2 separate regions of the Homo sapiens genome follow, and region 2 is linked to region 1. Evidence: chromatin loops called from intact Hi-C (ENCODE). Cell type or tissue: Caco-2. All regions are shown on one strand. Links, peaks and the distances in the headings refer to the core of each region. The heading gives the core; the rest is flanking DNA. Region 1 overlaps LINC01258 (long intergenic non-protein coding RNA 1258). Region 2 holds the start of LOC124900694 (a long non-coding RNA gene).

Region 1 (8,335 bases), core at 190-8,189:
GCCTGGATTTCATTGTCTATATTATTATCAGCATTTTGGTCAAAGTCATTCAACAAGTGTCTAGGGAGTTCCAAACTTTCCTGTGTTTTCCCATCTTCTTACGCGCCCTCCAAACTGTTCCAACCTCTTCCTGTTACCTTTCAAAGTTGCTTCCACATTTTTGGGTATCTTTTCAGCAGTGCCTGACTCTAGTGGTACCAATTTACTGTATTAGTTTGTTTTCATGCTGCTGATAAAGACATACCCGAGACTGGGCAATTTACAAAGGATAGAGGTTTAATGGAGAGCTCACAGTTCCATGTGGCTGGGGAGGCCTCACAATCACGGCAGATGGCAAGGAGGAGCAAGTCACATCTTACATGGATGGCAGCAGGCAAAAAGAGGGCTTGCGCAGGGAAACTCCCATTTTTAAAATCATCAGATCTCATGAGACCCATTCACTATCACTAGAACAGCATGGGAAAGACCCACCCCCATGATTCAGCCATTTCCCACTGGGTCCCTCTCACAACACGTGGGAATTATGGGAACTATAAGATGAGATTTGGGTGGGGACAGAGAGCCAAACCATATCATACTGGTTATCCAAGACACTGATTTAATGACTCCCACAATGGGATGACCTATAGTTTGAAAAACACTGATCTAGACTGGGGGTTGTAAACTCAAATGCTGAAAGTGGCTGGATGAGTGAGCGGAGAGGGCTGTGTGGAGACTATGAGTAAACACAGAGCATATGACCCTTTGAAAGGGCACAACAACTGTTCAGCTCCAATCAGTCTTTTCTATGTGGAATATACTTAGAACTGTTGCTGGAACTTCTGATGGTTTAAGAGAAGTCATATATCCAGATATTTTTGTAAAACTTCCCAATTTAGAAGTGTGGCAAATAATTATTTAAAATTTCAAATACTTGCCAGCCAAACAAAACAAATTTCTTAAATGGGATTGGTCTGATCAAAGATTAATTTTCTAGTTCCAGGGGTAAAACTGGAAGCAGGTTCTTTTTCCTCTAAATGAGAATGTGGAATCCCCCAAAACTGATATAGCACAATCCTTCTGTCCTCACATGACCCAGTGGGGAGGGAAGGAAGGAAGGATCCTCTGCTGAAGAAAGGAGTTGAAAGTGACCAGTTCTCCTTGAATGAGGCTGTGTTGGGTGTCCACTGATGCCCAAGAACAGAAGGAATCAGTCATTCCATCAGCACATAGTCCCCAGCTTATCCTTGCCTAGTCAAAGAAGTGAAAGAAGCTCCATTAGCTGGTCTCAGCCCAAGCTGTCCCTCAGTAATGGCTATAGGGTCCTTTATCTTTGAAAGCTCAGTTAGTTCTTACTTGTACATATACTGGCTAGGCATCCAGGAGCTGGGCTGCCAAGGTACAAAAGCCTATCAATTATCTAAAAACATCTATAAGGAAAACATACTTCAATTTCAAACATAAATCCTACTACTGTATCATTAAAAGGTTGTATCAGACAGCTTTATATTTAAATATCTGGATTTTACCTATTAGGTTAAGCCATGTAAAATCGCCAATATTCCAACATTTTTAAAATAAGCTTTTAATTTGGAATAATTTTAGATTTTTGGAATTCATAGAAAAGTTGCCAAGATTATAGAGAGAATTCCTATACACATCTTTTACCTCATTTCCCCTAATGTTAGCATGTTACACAATGGTCTTAGTTCATTTCATATTGCTATAAAAGAACACATGAAGCTGGGTAATTTATAAACAATAGAAGTCTATTTTGTTCAGGGTTGTGAAGGCTGGGAAGTCTAAGAGCATGGGTCCAGCATCTGGTGAGGGCTTTTGTGCAGTGTCATCACATGGCTGAAGGTAGAAGGGCAAGACAGCATGAGAGTGAAAGTGCAAGAGCAGGAGGAGGCTCAACTCACTTTTGTTGTTGTTGTTGTTTGTTCATTTTGAGGAAGGGTTTTTCTCTATCACCCAGGCTAGAGTGCAGTGACATGATCTCGGCTCACTGCAAGCTCTGTCTCCTGCGTTCATGCCATTCTCCTGCCTCAGCCTCCCGAGTAGCTGGGACTACAGGCGCCCACCACCACACCCGGCTAATTTTTTGTGTTTTTAGTAGAGACCGGGTTTCACCGTGTTAGCCAGGATGGTCTCAATCTCCTGACCTCGTGATCCACCCACCTTGGCCTCCCAACGTGCTGGGATTACAGGCATGAGCCACGGTGCCAGGCCATACCTGACTAATTTTTTTTCGTTCTTTGTAGAGACAGGGTCTCACTATGTTATCCAGGCTGATCTGGAACTCCTGGCCTCAAGCAATCCTCCTGCCTCAGACTCCCAAAATGCTGGGATTATAGGTGTGAAACACCATGCCTGGCCTGAACTCACTTTTCTAACAAACCTACTCTCACCAAACAAACCCACTTCCATGTAATGAAATTAATCTATTCATGATGTCAGAGCTGTCGTGACCTAATCACCTATTAAGTCTTATCTCCTAACTTTGTTGCATTGGGGATTATGTTTCCAACACATGAACTTTAGGGGACACATTCAAACCATAGAAATAACCAAGATACATGTAGAAAAACTAAGAAATTCACATTGGCACATTATTATTAGCTGAACTACTTCATTTGGATTTCATCGGTTTTTTCATTAATATCTTTTTTCTGTTCCAGAATGCATTCTAATCATTTTCTGTTCCATATTGCATTTAATTCAACATTTTGATCTACACAAAAAGGCTATTTTACATGTACCTAATACTTTAGGAATCAAATTAGCAACTAAAGAAGAAAAGTCTTATTACAACATGGCCATTAGGTCCTAGGAAGAAGATTACCTTGGGGAACCGTCATCAACATGCATCCACTGCCAGTTTGAGAAGCTCATCTCATCTGGACTCTAGATACAGCCATAGGCTTCTGAATCTCTGTTGCTTGGCCTAGTGCAGCGTGTGGCATGAAGGAAGTGCCCAATAAACACATGCTGAATATCTACTGCTTGTCCGCAAATAAGAATTAAGTGCCTGGAAACCCAAACAGGGGCAGAAAAGCCACTTCCTGCCCAGAAATTGCTCTGTGATTAATTTCATTGTTCATCTAGAACTAACACCATCTTGAAATACCGATGTTTGCATTAGTTTGCCAGGGCTTCCATAACAAGGTACCACACAGTGGGTGCTTAAACAATAGGAGTTTCTTCTCTCATAGTTCCAGAGGCTGCAAGTCCCAACTCAAAGTGCTGCCAGGGCTGGCTTCTTCTAAGACCACTCTTTTTAGCTTGAGGATGGCCTTCTGCTCCCTGTGCCCCACATACATCTCCCTCCTTGCAGGTCTGTCCAAATCTCTTCTTACAAGGACACCAGAGATCAGATTAGGGCTTACCCCAGTGAACTCATTTTAACTTAATTACCTCTTTAAAGACCCTGTCTCAAAAAACAGTCACATTCTGAGACACTGGGGGTTAGGGATTCAACATACACATTTTGGGGGAATAGAACTCAGTCCGTAATAATGTTGAACACATCTGACGTTTAGGGGTCAAAAAGAAAAATCAGAAGAACTTTCCTGAATCCAGTTATCATTCATCCCCAAAGGCTCGATCTGTTACCCTTTCTCCGGATTATTTTGAATGCTTTACTGCATGACTAGACCTATGTCAGTTGCTATCAGAGAGTGTTGCTTCCTTCCATGTTAATGCAAGCCCCTCAGCAAGATTGGATCTCTAAAATGCCTTCAGCCAGCTTAGTACAATGCCGAAAAGCTCTAGAAGTTACTTTATGTATTTGTTTGACTGACTACAGAAAAACACCCATCTCAGCAACTCATAAAGCAGAAGGAGAGGCATTAGGGGTAGTGTTGTCAGCAGGGCCAGGGGGCAGTGCATAAAGCCCTTTTATCAGTCAAATTCTGTGCTTCAGAGAACCTAGGTCGGTCCAAAGCACATTTTTCTAATTCATTCATGTCTGTGTGCGTGTACACGCGTGCGCACACCAGAAATCATTATAATATTTTTAAAGTGTGTCTACAAGGCTGTGATCTTTGGAGACTTTCAAAAATGAAAACAATCACAGGGTGCAGACATTGCCTGACAGGCAGGGGACTGAAAGCAAAATTAAATAATGAACAGGCCAAGGGCACTGGGGGCAGGAATCTGAAGTAGAAGCCTTCAGAGCAAGCACTTTGATAAAGAAAAGAAAGGCTACCGAAGGAAAAGCAATTAATGGGGAAGGGGCTGGTACTAAAATGAGCCCAGGGAAAGCTGCTGGGGACAGGAGGGAGGGCAGGGTGCACTGGAGAGTGGTGGGGTGGTGGTGGGGGAACCAACGTGCTCGCCAGGCCGTCATTAGCCCAGAATTATCAGGCACCTGAAACAACAAGGTCAAGAATGTGACCTGAACGATAGATGAAATATTTGTTTAGGAAGCCACATGCTGGGAGAAAGACTCAAAGAGTTAAACTGGGGTGCTTACCTTTTCTGATTGTAGAATTAAACAACAACAAAAATACAAGCAAAGCCTATAGATTCATTTTATTAATGTCCTGAAGAAAACTGATCAGATACTGAGTGTGGGGAGACAGCAGGCTCTGTCTGATCTCTCAGTGTAGGGACCAGAAGGGCAGGGGGAGGAACGCGGGCATAGACTGGGCCTCAGCCCCTCCCCAGCAGGGCCAGCAGCCTCGCCAACCAGGGCATCCGGATTCCAGGCCTCCTGGACAAAGGGCCCTTCCCCCCTTGTCAGCCTTCCTGTTCCCTGGGATTGTGTGGCCCAACCCTTTGATCAAACTAGGGTATTATGTCTACAGACAACTGCTTTAAATATCAAGGTTTCAGGGCTGGCTCTTGGGTCCCTCAGCTTCTCCATTAAAAAAAAAAAAAAAAAAAAAAAAGCAAGTATATGCCTGGGCTTTTTAGGATTTCTGTTTTCCACCTTAAAATAACCTGGTCTCTAACAGGGCTTTCCAAAGCTGTCCCAGCCCTTGGAAAATGTCAGAAGATGACCAGGTGGACGCATCATGAACAGAAATCGGCAGCTTAGTGTTTCTGCTGGTTGTGGCCTAAATGCTCTTTTACAATGGAAGGAGAATCTACTCGTGGCCAATGTGAATTTCGAAAAAGTTGTACTTGAAGTAACGGACTGGGAGCCAGGATTCTAGGGTTCCAGACCTGGTTCTGCAGCACACTCTGAGTCTTTTAGTCATTTAGTCTCTCTGGATTAGAGTTTTCCCTTTTTACACAAAAAGGGATGTTTTTGGATGTTTAAACTTGCCAAGCTCTGATGCCAGATTTAAAAATCCTACAATTCTTTCACTGCTATGTATTCCCTAAAAAGAACGTTCTGCCTGACCCTGCAATAACCTAAGTACTATGTATTTCATCAGCTTCAAGAAATAGTTAAATGGAAAGACGAAAATGAAAAACTGTCTCGGATGGTAACACCTTCTCCATAACTCACCAATTTAATAAGGAGCTGGAGTCTAACATGGCCAGATCATAATACCTCTGGGTAACAGTTTTCTGATTTTACTTAGAGAAAATATAATAAAAATGCTATTCTAGATGGATCCATTTCTTTTGCCTCTTGCCCCATAAATCACTTCCCTTTCTAGTCAACAGAAAACCCCTCCCTCACAGTAGTAGCAAGAAAATTGAGGCAGGTGCAAGACAAGAGAAGTAGATCAAGTTGAGATCTATTGAAAATTGCAAAAGATTTGCCATAAAATTGTATTTAACAGAGCAAGAAATTCTGATGTATATCTGAAAGTAGCTTTGCTAAGTTATGATTGCGTTAGCCACATGTGGAAAAGTGCTGAGAATGTCTTATGATTATTATTGGTGACACATTTCCATGTCTTCTATTATCTGAACTCAATGGGATTACTCTTACTAGGTGTACTTATTGAATTTACATAGTGTAGGAGTTCACATTCTGAGGCTTTTCTTCTGGATTGTATGGAAGACGGTTCTGGACATCAGAATCCCAAGGTTTATTTAATTCTTTTTCTGATCTTTGTTTTTACATTTTAAAACATGTTATGAGACCTTATCAATTTCTCAGCACTTCTATTGCCATAATACTTAGGATGAATTAGAGAGCTGCTTTGAGGTTTCTAAGGAGAGCCCTGTCACTGAGTCAGTCTCGACACAAGATCCTCATTTTGGTCCGCAAATCTCAGCCAGAATCAAGACTTCAGTCATTCTCCTGAGACATCCGTTTATGAGGCTGATGTCTAATCTCTGTCTGCTTCCATGCTCAATCTCTTTCTTGAGCCTACCTTATCATACCAAATTTGTTCACCTGGATGTTCTCAGGTATGCTAAATTCAAGTGCTTAAGACTAAATTTGTAATGTTTCCTCCAGAAAGCAACTTCCGTGACACCCTTCATTATATCACTGCTATGGTTTGAATGTCTGTGACCCTCCAAAATTTGAGACCCAATGCAACAGTATCAGGAAATGGGGCCTTTAGGAGGCAGGTTATAGGGGCTCTACCCTCAAGGATGGAATAAGTACCTCATATACCTTCTGCTATATGAGGACACAGCATTTGTCTCCTCCAGAGGACACAGCATTTGAGGTGTCATCTTGGAAGCAAAGACCAGGCTCTCACCAGACACCAAACATGCCAGCACCTTGATCTTGGACTTTCCAGCCTCTAGAACTCTGAGAAATACATCTCCATTGTTTATACATTACTCAATCTAAAGCATTTTGTTACAGCAGCACAAACAGACTAAGATAATCAACAACAATAGTATTTTTCTGGTCACCAGATTTAAACCTCAGCATCATCTCTATATAGTACCTCCCTCTTGCCTGCAGTTTGGTTACTGGGTCATGTCCATTCTTCCTGTGCAGTGTCTTTTTGATCTGTCCTTTCTGGCTGATGCTAGTTGCCATCAATCCCTGATCTTTCAGCTGCCATTTTCTGCCCAACCATCCCATAAATCACTTCCAGATGACTTTATTCACCCAACAATTATCTGATGAGTGCCTACTATGTTATTAAAAAAAAAAACCCAGTAGCACATTGAATGATATCTACAGATCAAGATGTAAACTCCTGAACCCATCACTCAGCCCTACACTGCTGTGGCTAAGCTTGATTGCCATTCACTCTTCTTATATACACCCTCTCTTCTCCAGACAAATAGTTTCACTGAGCTTCCTCTAACTACTTATAGCATTCCTCCTTCTTTAGATTTCCTGCCTGGAAATCCTTTCTTCTTCCTTCATTTGACATTAACCATTTTTCTTATGGTCGTTATTCCATTCACTCAATTCCTATGACTCTGCCGTTCACTCTGTTTCCTTCGCATTTGGCACTTGCAAAAGTGTATTACTCTCTATATTTTCTATATCTTGTCACCTCAAGTGGACCATGAGCACTTCAAGAGAGAGGTAGAGTGTCCACCTTTGTGTCCTATCAGTCTAATTAAATAAATTGCAGGAAGGAAGGAAAATGAACAATCATTGTCTACAGTAGATCAGAGACCTTTATACACTTTTTCCTTTCAATATCTCATTTAATGCTCTAAACCAAAAGGTAGCAAGCTATATCCCATGGGTCAGATCCAGCCTGTCTGGTTTTGTAAATAAAATGTATTGTAATAATGCCACACCTACTCATCTGCATGTTGTCCATGGCTGCTTTTGTGCTACAATGGCAGAGCTGAGTAGCTGTGACAGAGCCTATACAGCCAAGCAAAAACCAAAATATTTACTATCTGTTCCTTTAAGAAAAAGTTGGCGAATCCCTGGTCTAAGCAACTAGAAGAGGTGAGATCTTTTTCTTCTGCTTGTATAGGTGAACAAACAGAAGTTCAGAGAGTTTGGGTAAATTGCTCAAAGTCACACAGCTAATAAGGGACCCAGCAGAAATTTGAAGCTGGGTCTGTGTGATTCCAAAATCTGTAGGCTTTTCATTTGACCAAGGGATATAGTTGGCTATTGCTAATATTTGATGATAGCGAGGTTGTCATCTACATCCTATCCCTTGTATTTTTTTTTTTTTTTACATTTTTGCAGGAAGTAATCCAGTGGCTAGGATTAACTGAGATTTTCCCAGCACATGTCAAATCCCTCTGAATGACCATGCTGCTATAATTTTAGAAGACATTCTGTGTGACGTCACTCCACAGCAGTTATGACATGCTACACGAATGACCTCCAGAAGGGCATGGCTACCTTGAGAGCAAGCACTCTGTCTAGTATTCTCTTATACCCCTGAGCCTCCAGCATGGTCCTGGCATATAATAAACCTCCAACATATATATGTGCAGAATACTAGTTGTGGGAATGACTGTTATTTTGAGATAGAGAAATTATTTTCACGACTACCAGATTTCA
Region 2 (8,335 bases), core at 82-8,081, 150 kb before region 1:
ATGCCTGTGGTTCTAGCTACTCTGGAGGCTGAGGCAGGAGAATCGCTTGAACACAGGAGGCAGAGGTTGCAGTGAGTCGAGATCGCACCACTGCACTTCAGCCTGGGCAGCAAAGTGAGATTCATCTCAAAAAAAAAAAAAAAAGAAATAGCTCCTATGTGGTTATGCCACCAATTCCATACAGTGTCAAATTCTTCTATTTCATTTTGGTTTTTATCTTTAGGAATTTAAAACATTTTAATTTCAAAATTGCATAAAATATTTACATAGTCCCTAACTCAAATCTATAAACCACGGTGCATTTAGAAAAGTCTAGCTTCCATTTCTGTATTTTTTTTACCCTATTCTTTCCCCTTCCATTTAAAAATAGTTTTGTTCTTCCCTTCCATTTTAAAACATAAGCAAATATATATTTGCTATATTCCCCTTTTCCAGATAAGTTATGCAAACTTTTTTTAAAAATAGACTTTATTTTTTAGAGCAGTTTTAGGTTTACGAGAGAGTTCCCATATGCCCTCTACCCCCACACATGCATATCTCTTAGGATGAACATCCCCTACCAGAGTGGACCATTTGCTACAATGGATGAACCAACATTGACACATCATTATCATCCAAAATCTATAGTTTACGTTAGGGTTCACTCTTGGTGTTGTACATTCTATGGGTCTGGACAAAGGTAAAATTACATGTATCTACCACTATAGTATCGTACAGAATAGTTTCACTGCCCTAAAAATCCTCTGTGTTCCAGCTATTCATTCTTCTCTCTCTCTAACTCAGCTATGCAAACTTTATAAACCTTTTTTTTAAAACCCAGCAACCTGGAGATCACTGCAGGCTATTGAGACCTCCCCCATTTCTTTTTATACTTAGAGTCCTCTGCAGTGTATGCAATGTGTGGCAGTATAAATTACTCCATTTCTGTGCATTTAACTGGCTACATTACACAATTGCATTATACGGATACAAGATTTATTTTGCCAATCCCTTATTATAAGTTATTTAGGTTTTTACAGAAATTGTATTTGCTCATAATCAACACTGAGATGAGTTTTAAATATATACACATTCTGCTTGAACTTCTGACTATATCACTAGAATGGGTTTCTATCTAAAAAGTTACTGAGTACATCACACAGCTTTTGCAAAACAAACTAGGCCAAAACTTACTGACTTAAAATAACCACAATTGTTTACCTCACAGTTCTGGGGTCAGTAATTTAGGTTGGCTTCATCTAGATGGTTCTTACAATCTAGACAGGGCTGAACCATGCATTTGTAGTTAGGGGCTAGATGGGGCAGGGGCTAGCTTGTTTAAGCTGGAGGCAGCTAGGACAGCTTGTCTCTGCTTCATGTGGTCTCATCCTTCAGCAGGCTGGCACTGGCTTGTCACATTAGAGTTGGACAGGGTTCCAAGAGAGCAAGCAGAAGTGTGCAAGGCTTAAAATTGGCACATCCTCATTTCTGGTGCATTCTATTGTCTAAGTCAGTCACAAGGCCAGCCCAGATTCAAGGAGTGGGGAACTAGACTCCATCCTTTGATAAGAGGAGCTATATAAATGACATCCTAACACAGGGAGGGGCAGAGATGCAGGGCCAGTTTGAAAGCAATCTACAACTTCAAGTCAAAGAATATGAACTTTTATAAGCTCCTAGTATGTACTGGAAGGTTTCCAGTCTTTTATTTTTTATTTATTTATTTATTTTTGAGATAGGGGCCTCAGTCTGTCACCCAGGCTGGAGTGCAGTTGTGCTATCTTGGCTTACCACAGCCTTGACCTCCTGCGCTCAGGTTATCCTCCTACCTCTGCTTCCTGAGTAGCTGGGACTACAGGTGCACATGCCATCATGCCTGGCTAATTTTTTTATTTTTCAAGAAGACAAGGCCTCACTACATTGCCCAGGTTGATCTTGAACTCCTTAGGCCCAAGCAATTCTCCCGTCTCGGGCTTCCAAAGTGTTGGGATTACAGGCGTGAGCCACTGCACCAGGCCTTCATTCTTTTATCCTCTTTTTCCCATATGACAGAATTTCACTCAGTGTAAATAGGCTGCCCTCCATTTCCATCTGGGCATAAATCCCTAGGGGCAATCATGAGTATTAATAAAATTATAGGAAGTATGCACTTGGAGCCTCACTTGCCTGAAGTGCCTATGAGGTGAATCCATGCAATGCATAGCTCAACAAATTCAACCTCAACAAATTCAACCTGGTTGCCTAACGTGGGTATAAGGATTCCATTTTGCTCATGGCCCAGTCTGGTAGACCATATTTCTGGGAAGGCAGTATCAGTATCTGGATTTGATTTGAATCAAATTACAATTACTCTGGAGCTACTCCAGGTTATACCCCAATATTCATACCGTCTCCACCTTCTCTTCTAGCTCCTCATGGAGTGATCCGGATCAGAGTAGAAGGACTCTCCAGCTGGCAGAGCAGAGGCAGCAGTGCCCTGGGAGACAGGGGAGTGGATTCTACCCCGTCTCTGCTACTTTCTAGCTGATATGGTTTGGCTCTGTGTCCCCACCTAAATCTCACGTTGAATTGTAATCCCCAATGTTGAGAGAAGGACCTGGTGGAAGGTGATTGAATCATGGGGGTGAACATTCTCCTTGCTGTTCTTGTGACAGAGTTCTCATGAGATCTGGTTGTTTGAAAGTGTGTAGCACTTCCCTGCTTTGCTGTCTCTCTCTCTCTCTCTCTCCTTCCTTACTGTGTGAAGATTGTACCTACTTCCCCTTTGCCTTCCACCATGATTGTAAGTTTCCTGAGGTCTCCCCAGCCATGCCTCCTGTCTAGCCCGCAGAACTGTGAGTCAACTAAATCTCTTTTCTCCATAAATTACTCAGTCTCAGGTATATCTTTATAACAGTGTGAGAACAGATTGATAGACTAGCTTTGTGTCATTAGAGAATCGTCATCTTTCTGAGCCTCAGTTTCCTCATCTGTAAAATTGAAAGAATAATCCCTACCTCATGGAGTCGAGATGAGGATTTGATGTAATATGGTGTAATATAATACAGTAAAAGAACCCCTTCCCTTTACTCCCAGCTTTAATATTTGAGGACAACTCCTAGCTGGCAAGAGGCGTGGGAGAAGTAGAGTAAATCTTCCGTTAGGCCTCAAGTGTCTCAGACCTCTCAAGACACAAGGACCAGGGCTTCCCTTTGTCTAAGCATCTGGCTGGTGGCAATGAACATTTTATAGATGTAAGTAGTTGCTTTAAGGAATTTCAGCAATGACATAGTTCAGGTCAAAGATTTAAAGAACACGGTGCGCAGACCTGGGCTGAAGCTGTGGCTGGCCACGCTACTTCCTTAATGTAGATGAGCGTTTGTGCAAGACCTCATCCATGGAGGCTGCTGCCTCTTCACAAACCCCACCTTCACCACTGCAGGCTCATGCAGGTGTCAAGTGGCACCAGGAGAGCAAATTTGTTTGGTTAAATGTCTGACTCATCATTCATAGCTTGACAGGTTTCTGAGCTTGCTTCAGACTTGACTTGAAAGAAAAAGGTGGGAGCTGGCAGAGAGGAAATAGGATCCTTTTATTACAGAACACTTTCCTGAGGGGTTGTTTTCTTGAATGTTAATCCAGACCCAGGTTGTTATTCTAAAGGTGCACTGGAGCCAAACTTCAGGATGGAGCTCAGCTGTTAACCCATTAGTGACTCACCCAATCATGGAGACCCAGGGATTTGTGTGAGGGCTGAGATGCTGCAAGACCTGCTGATTGGGAGCCAAGGATTCTGACTTTTCTCTGCAGACTGAAGGTTCCCTTTCGTCATTTGCCCTTCAGACCTGGAATCCTTGCTTATCAGTGGGAAGTGGCTGTCTGCTGGATCCCATTTGATATCCCTGAGCCTGGGAACTATCTGGTAATGAGTTTCATCTGGAACTAAGTCTGGACCAATATGGATTGTCATTTGCATGGGGTGTATGGTGGCTACCCTGAATGCCAAGTGAAATAAATGTGAAAGCAAAAACACAGGCCCCACCAGTGAGGGTCAGGGGATGTTACTCAGCAAGGTTAGCAAACTACAACACACAGGTCAAATCCAGCCTGCTGTCTGTTTTTTATAAATAAAATTTTATTGGAACGCAGTCACGCTCGTCTTTTTAAATGTATTGCCTATGGCTGCTTTTGTGCTAAAGTAGTAGAGTGCAGTGGCTGTGACAGAGACTGCATGACTGGCAAAGCCAAAAATGTTTACTACCTGGCCCTGGGTTAGGAAAATGCTCACCAACCCCTGGGTTAGATGCACCCTTCCAGAAACACAACCCCTTTCCTACTGACCAGCCCTGTGGACATGCTTTCTCTAGCCAGTGTCCATCTTGAATGCAGGTAACGGCCTGGCCTCAGAGCTGAGGGCACCTGGTGCTGGGCCCATGGCCCTTCAGAGGCTAGCAAACCAGTGCTTCCACAGAAGGCTCAGGAAGATGGGGTGGAGGGTGTGGTGGGCAGCTCCTCTCTGCTGGGCAGCTCCTCTCTGCTGTTGACCCTCACTGGATTCATCATCTAGGGTGTTCTAGTAAGTAATGAAGAAACAAAGAAATTCCTTTGATCAGGGCTATATAAATTTCCTAGGGCTGGTGTAACAAAGTACCACAAACAGACTGACCTACACAAAAGGAACTTATCATCTCAGCTGGGCGCTGTGGCTCACACCTGTAATCCCAGCACTTTGGGAGGCCGAGGCAGGCAGATCACCTGAGGTCAGGAATTTGAGACCAGCCTGGCCAACATGGTAAAACCCCGTCTCTACTAAAAATACAAAAATTAGCCGGGCGTGGTGGTGCATGCCTGTAATTCCCAGCTACTCAGGAGGCTGAGGCCGGAGAATCGCTTGAACCTGGGAGGCGGAGGTTGCAGTGAGCCAAGATTGCGCCATTGCACTCCAGCCCGGGTGACAGAGCGAGACTCTGTCTCAAAAAAGAAAAAAAAAAAAAAGAAATTTATTATCTCACAGTTCTGGAGGCCAAAATCCAAAAATCAAGATGTGGGCCGGCCATACTCCCTCTGATAGTGCTAGGAAAGGATCTGCTCCAGGCCCTTCTCCTGGCTCTGGTAGTTCCTTCGTTTACAGATGATGTTGTCTTTGTTTGTTTCCATTGTCTTCCCTCTGTTTGTCTCTGCATCCAAATTTTCCCCTTTATTAAGGACTCAGTCACGTTGGATTAGAGCCTACCCCAAACACTTTATTTTAACTAATTACACTTGCAACGATCCTGTTGCAACCTCACATTCTGAGGTACCAGGGGTTAGAAGTTCAACATACGAACTTTAGAGGTGGTGGGGGGGCGGTACAATTCAACCTAGAGCAGGAGCTCTGTGTCACTGCAAGGCCTATGTCATACAATAACACGAAAATCTTATGACTGCGATAAAGAGAAAAAAAATCTGTAACATATGGCTCAATAATTGGTGATTAAACTTCTATTCTGTACAAGCTACGATGCTCCATTCTGAATCATTTAAACTTTATGAGAACCCTTTGCAAATGAGAAAATGAGTCCCAAGGTGTTTAATTTCTCAAACAGTAGAGCAGATTTCAAACCCTGGTCTGCCTGGTTTTGAAACCCTCTCCCTGTTCACTAGGCCAGTAGTTCTCAAACTATTATCCTGGAACCAGTGATACCAGGATCACCTGGCAACTTGTTAGTAATGCAAAGCTTCAGGCCCCACCTCACACATACTGAACCAAAAACTCTGCTACAGTAGCAGAAGGGGACTGTGGCCAAAGTTCTGGAATCCATGAATTGGGCCAGGCCTGAGAGCAGGCAGGTTGACATTTATTAGCTACGTAAGTGCCAGGCACATGGCTGATTGGCTTCATTTAGGCTGTTTTATATGATTGTGGTAGGCAGAAAATGGCATCCCCAAAAGGTCCAAATCCTAATCCCCAGAACCGTGAAGGTGTTCCCTTACATGGTAAAAGCGTCTTTGCAGATGTGATGAAATTAAAGATCTTGAGATGGGCAGATTATCTTGGGTTCTCTAAGGGGGGCCAACAAAATCTCAAGGTCTTTATCAAGGAAAGAGGTAGGGAGGAAAGTCAGTTAGAGAATGTGTGAGGATGCTTACACTGGTGGCCTTGAAGATGGAAGTAGGGGCCACGAGCCCAGGAATGGAGACAGCCTCTAGAAGTTGGGAAAGGCAAGGAAATGAATTCTCCCCTAGAGCCTACAGAGAGAGAGAGCTGCCAACACCTTGATTTTATCCCAGTGAAATCCATTTTGGACTTCTGACCTCTGAAACTGTAAGATAATAAATGTGTTATTTTAATCTACTATGTGTGGTAATGTATTCATTTGTTACAGCAGCAACAGGAAACAGATACACTGTATCTGATTGGTTAATGTGTTTCGATCCAGGCAAATATCCAACTTCAAGCTACAAAAGCCAATGCCCGCAGCAGCCTTGTTCCTGGCAACCAGACCTCTCCACTGCTGAATCAGAAAGCTATTAATAGTCCAAAGACCCACCATCCACGGAGGCCAACTTGGCCTTCTCCAACAAGGAAGCTAACAGGTAATAGCGGTTTCAATGACATGGAGTCTAAACCAGTGGGTCTCGGGCTGTGATGTGCATACAAATCACCTGCAAAGCTGATTAGAATGTAGGTTCCGAGGCTGGGCACGGTGGCTCACACCTGTAATCCCAGCACTTTGGGAGGCCGAGGCGGGCAGATCACGAGGTCAGGAGATTGAGACCATCCTGGCTAACATGGTGAAACCCCGTCTCTACTAAAAATACAAAAAAATTAGCCAGGTGTGGTGGCAGGCGCCTGTAGTCCCAGCTATTTGGGAGGCTGAGGCAGGAGAATGGCGTGAACCCGGGAGGCGGAGCTTGCAGTGAGCAGAGATCGCGCCACTGCACTCCAGCCTGGGCGACAGAGCGAGACTCTGTCTCAAAAAAAAAAAAAAAAAAAAAAAAGAATGTAGGTTCCGCTTCAGAAGGCCTGGCATTCTTCATTTCTAACAAGCTCCCACCGGGTGATGTTATTGGCTGTCAGGGGCACGTGCATAGCAAGCCATGGATGCCTACTCATCAGAGACCACCACCTCCTCAGAGTCCCTCTGCATTTACGGGTCTAGGTGAGGGCTTTCAAAATCGGATGGGTCGTCAGCCTCACCTGGGCGCCTGTCAACAAAGGGTGGACTCCACCCCGGGCCTGCAGAACCAGGAATCTACAAGTCTATTGGGCGCCTCCATTCTGAGGCCAGTGGTTTATGCACAGGTGTTTGAACACAACTGCTTGAAATCACAAAAGCAAACAACTCCTCAACAGATTACCTGCACCTCCATTCTGAGTTTGTACAGAATCAGTGCCATTATCTGAAATATGAAATACTTATCCCCTGATCACTCCTCTTTCCTCCTCATCTTAGGACCTCAAGCACTTCAAAGCCTGAGCGAACCCCCCAGAGAAGGTGGCTTGGCCACAGAGGGAGCCCCACAGAGACCCCTGCGAGGCTGAGCAGGGGGACACTGAGCTCCCACTGCAGGGTCAGGGCCAGCTAAACTCTATGGCTTCCTTGCTTTCTGGATCCCAAGCTCTCACCTCCAGCCAGACATTACTAGTGTGAATTCCACCTCCTTTTGCTGGGGAGGGCAAAGTGCAGCAGCCTGCAGGTACAATTTACTCCAGCATGGGCTCATAAAACACTGCAAATGAAACTTCAAAGGCCGTGGGCAGCCACCGCCCATGGGTCCACCTTTCTCCAACCCTCATTAGCCGCCCACCCTTGGAGTTCTCCTCCAGGGTGATCTCAGCTCCCTTCCCTACCCCACCCTCTATTAAGGCTTCCATTAAGTAAGCTGGTTTTATGACATCAGCAGTGATTAAACTGACCTGATTTCTCCCAGGCTGGCAGAGTCAAGAGCCCGAGTCAATAGGAAACCAGTTCCAAGGGACTCAGCTAAGCCACTCAGAGAAAAAAAGACCTGAGCTTTATTCGGAGAGGAAAAAAAAAAAAAATGGTATGCAGCTGCAGCTTACCCCGCATGACACTGCACAGAATCCCAAAGAAATAGAGCGGGAGAGACCCAGCCGTGCCTGCAGCCTGCCCCTCTCTCGGCTTGTGGCTAGGATTAGGGAAATGCTCTGACCTATACACATGGATGGACATTTGCTCAAAAGAGTTGGTATAACTAGCACTATTTCCCTTGGGGACAGTGGCAGCCTCCTGCCAGGTCATCTTGTTTGCTGGGCTTACTCTGGGATTTGCCAGCCCCATCCTTCCACCTAGGTCTCCTCGGACCCACCACACTGCCTCTGGCTTCTTTTTTCATGCTTTGTCCCACACCTGGAGTAGCTTTTTTTTTTTTT

The links. Peaks named below come from ENCODE experiments on the same cell type or tissue, not always from the same donor. Only the 100,000 strongest peaks of a DNase experiment are listed, where the experiment ranks them.
Region 2: it touches region 1 in a loop (15-fold over the local background); 1 of 110 quality-filtered maps calls a loop at or near these places.

Annotation. Positions count from the first base shown.
Region 1 is chr4:38,420,083-38,428,417 of GRCh38, forward strand. LINC01258 (long intergenic non-protein coding RNA 1258) reads right to left here. Exons shown (of 8, transcript NR_110951.1): 8 at 580-1,230. Among named protein-coding and RNA genes, the nearest start is that of LINC02513, 57 kb to the left of the region's middle. RefSeq lists an enhancer at 4,604-5,136. In Caco-2, for the core only: no CTCF peak of the experiment used is centred there; DNase peaks (open chromatin) are centred at 4,299 and 4,679.
Region 2 is chr4:38,272,104-38,280,438 of GRCh38, forward strand. It overlaps LOC124900694 (a long non-coding RNA gene), which reads right to left and starts at 7,773. Exons shown (of 2, transcript XR_007058100.1): 1 at 7,568-7,773; 2 at 4,074-4,531. It overlaps LOC105374409 (a long non-coding RNA gene), which reads left to right and starts at 7,879. Exons shown (of 2, transcript NR_188373.1): 1 at 7,879-7,986. RefSeq lists an enhancer at 6,903-7,072. In Caco-2, for the core only: no CTCF peak of the experiment used is centred there; DNase peaks (open chromatin) are centred at 3,388 and 7,698.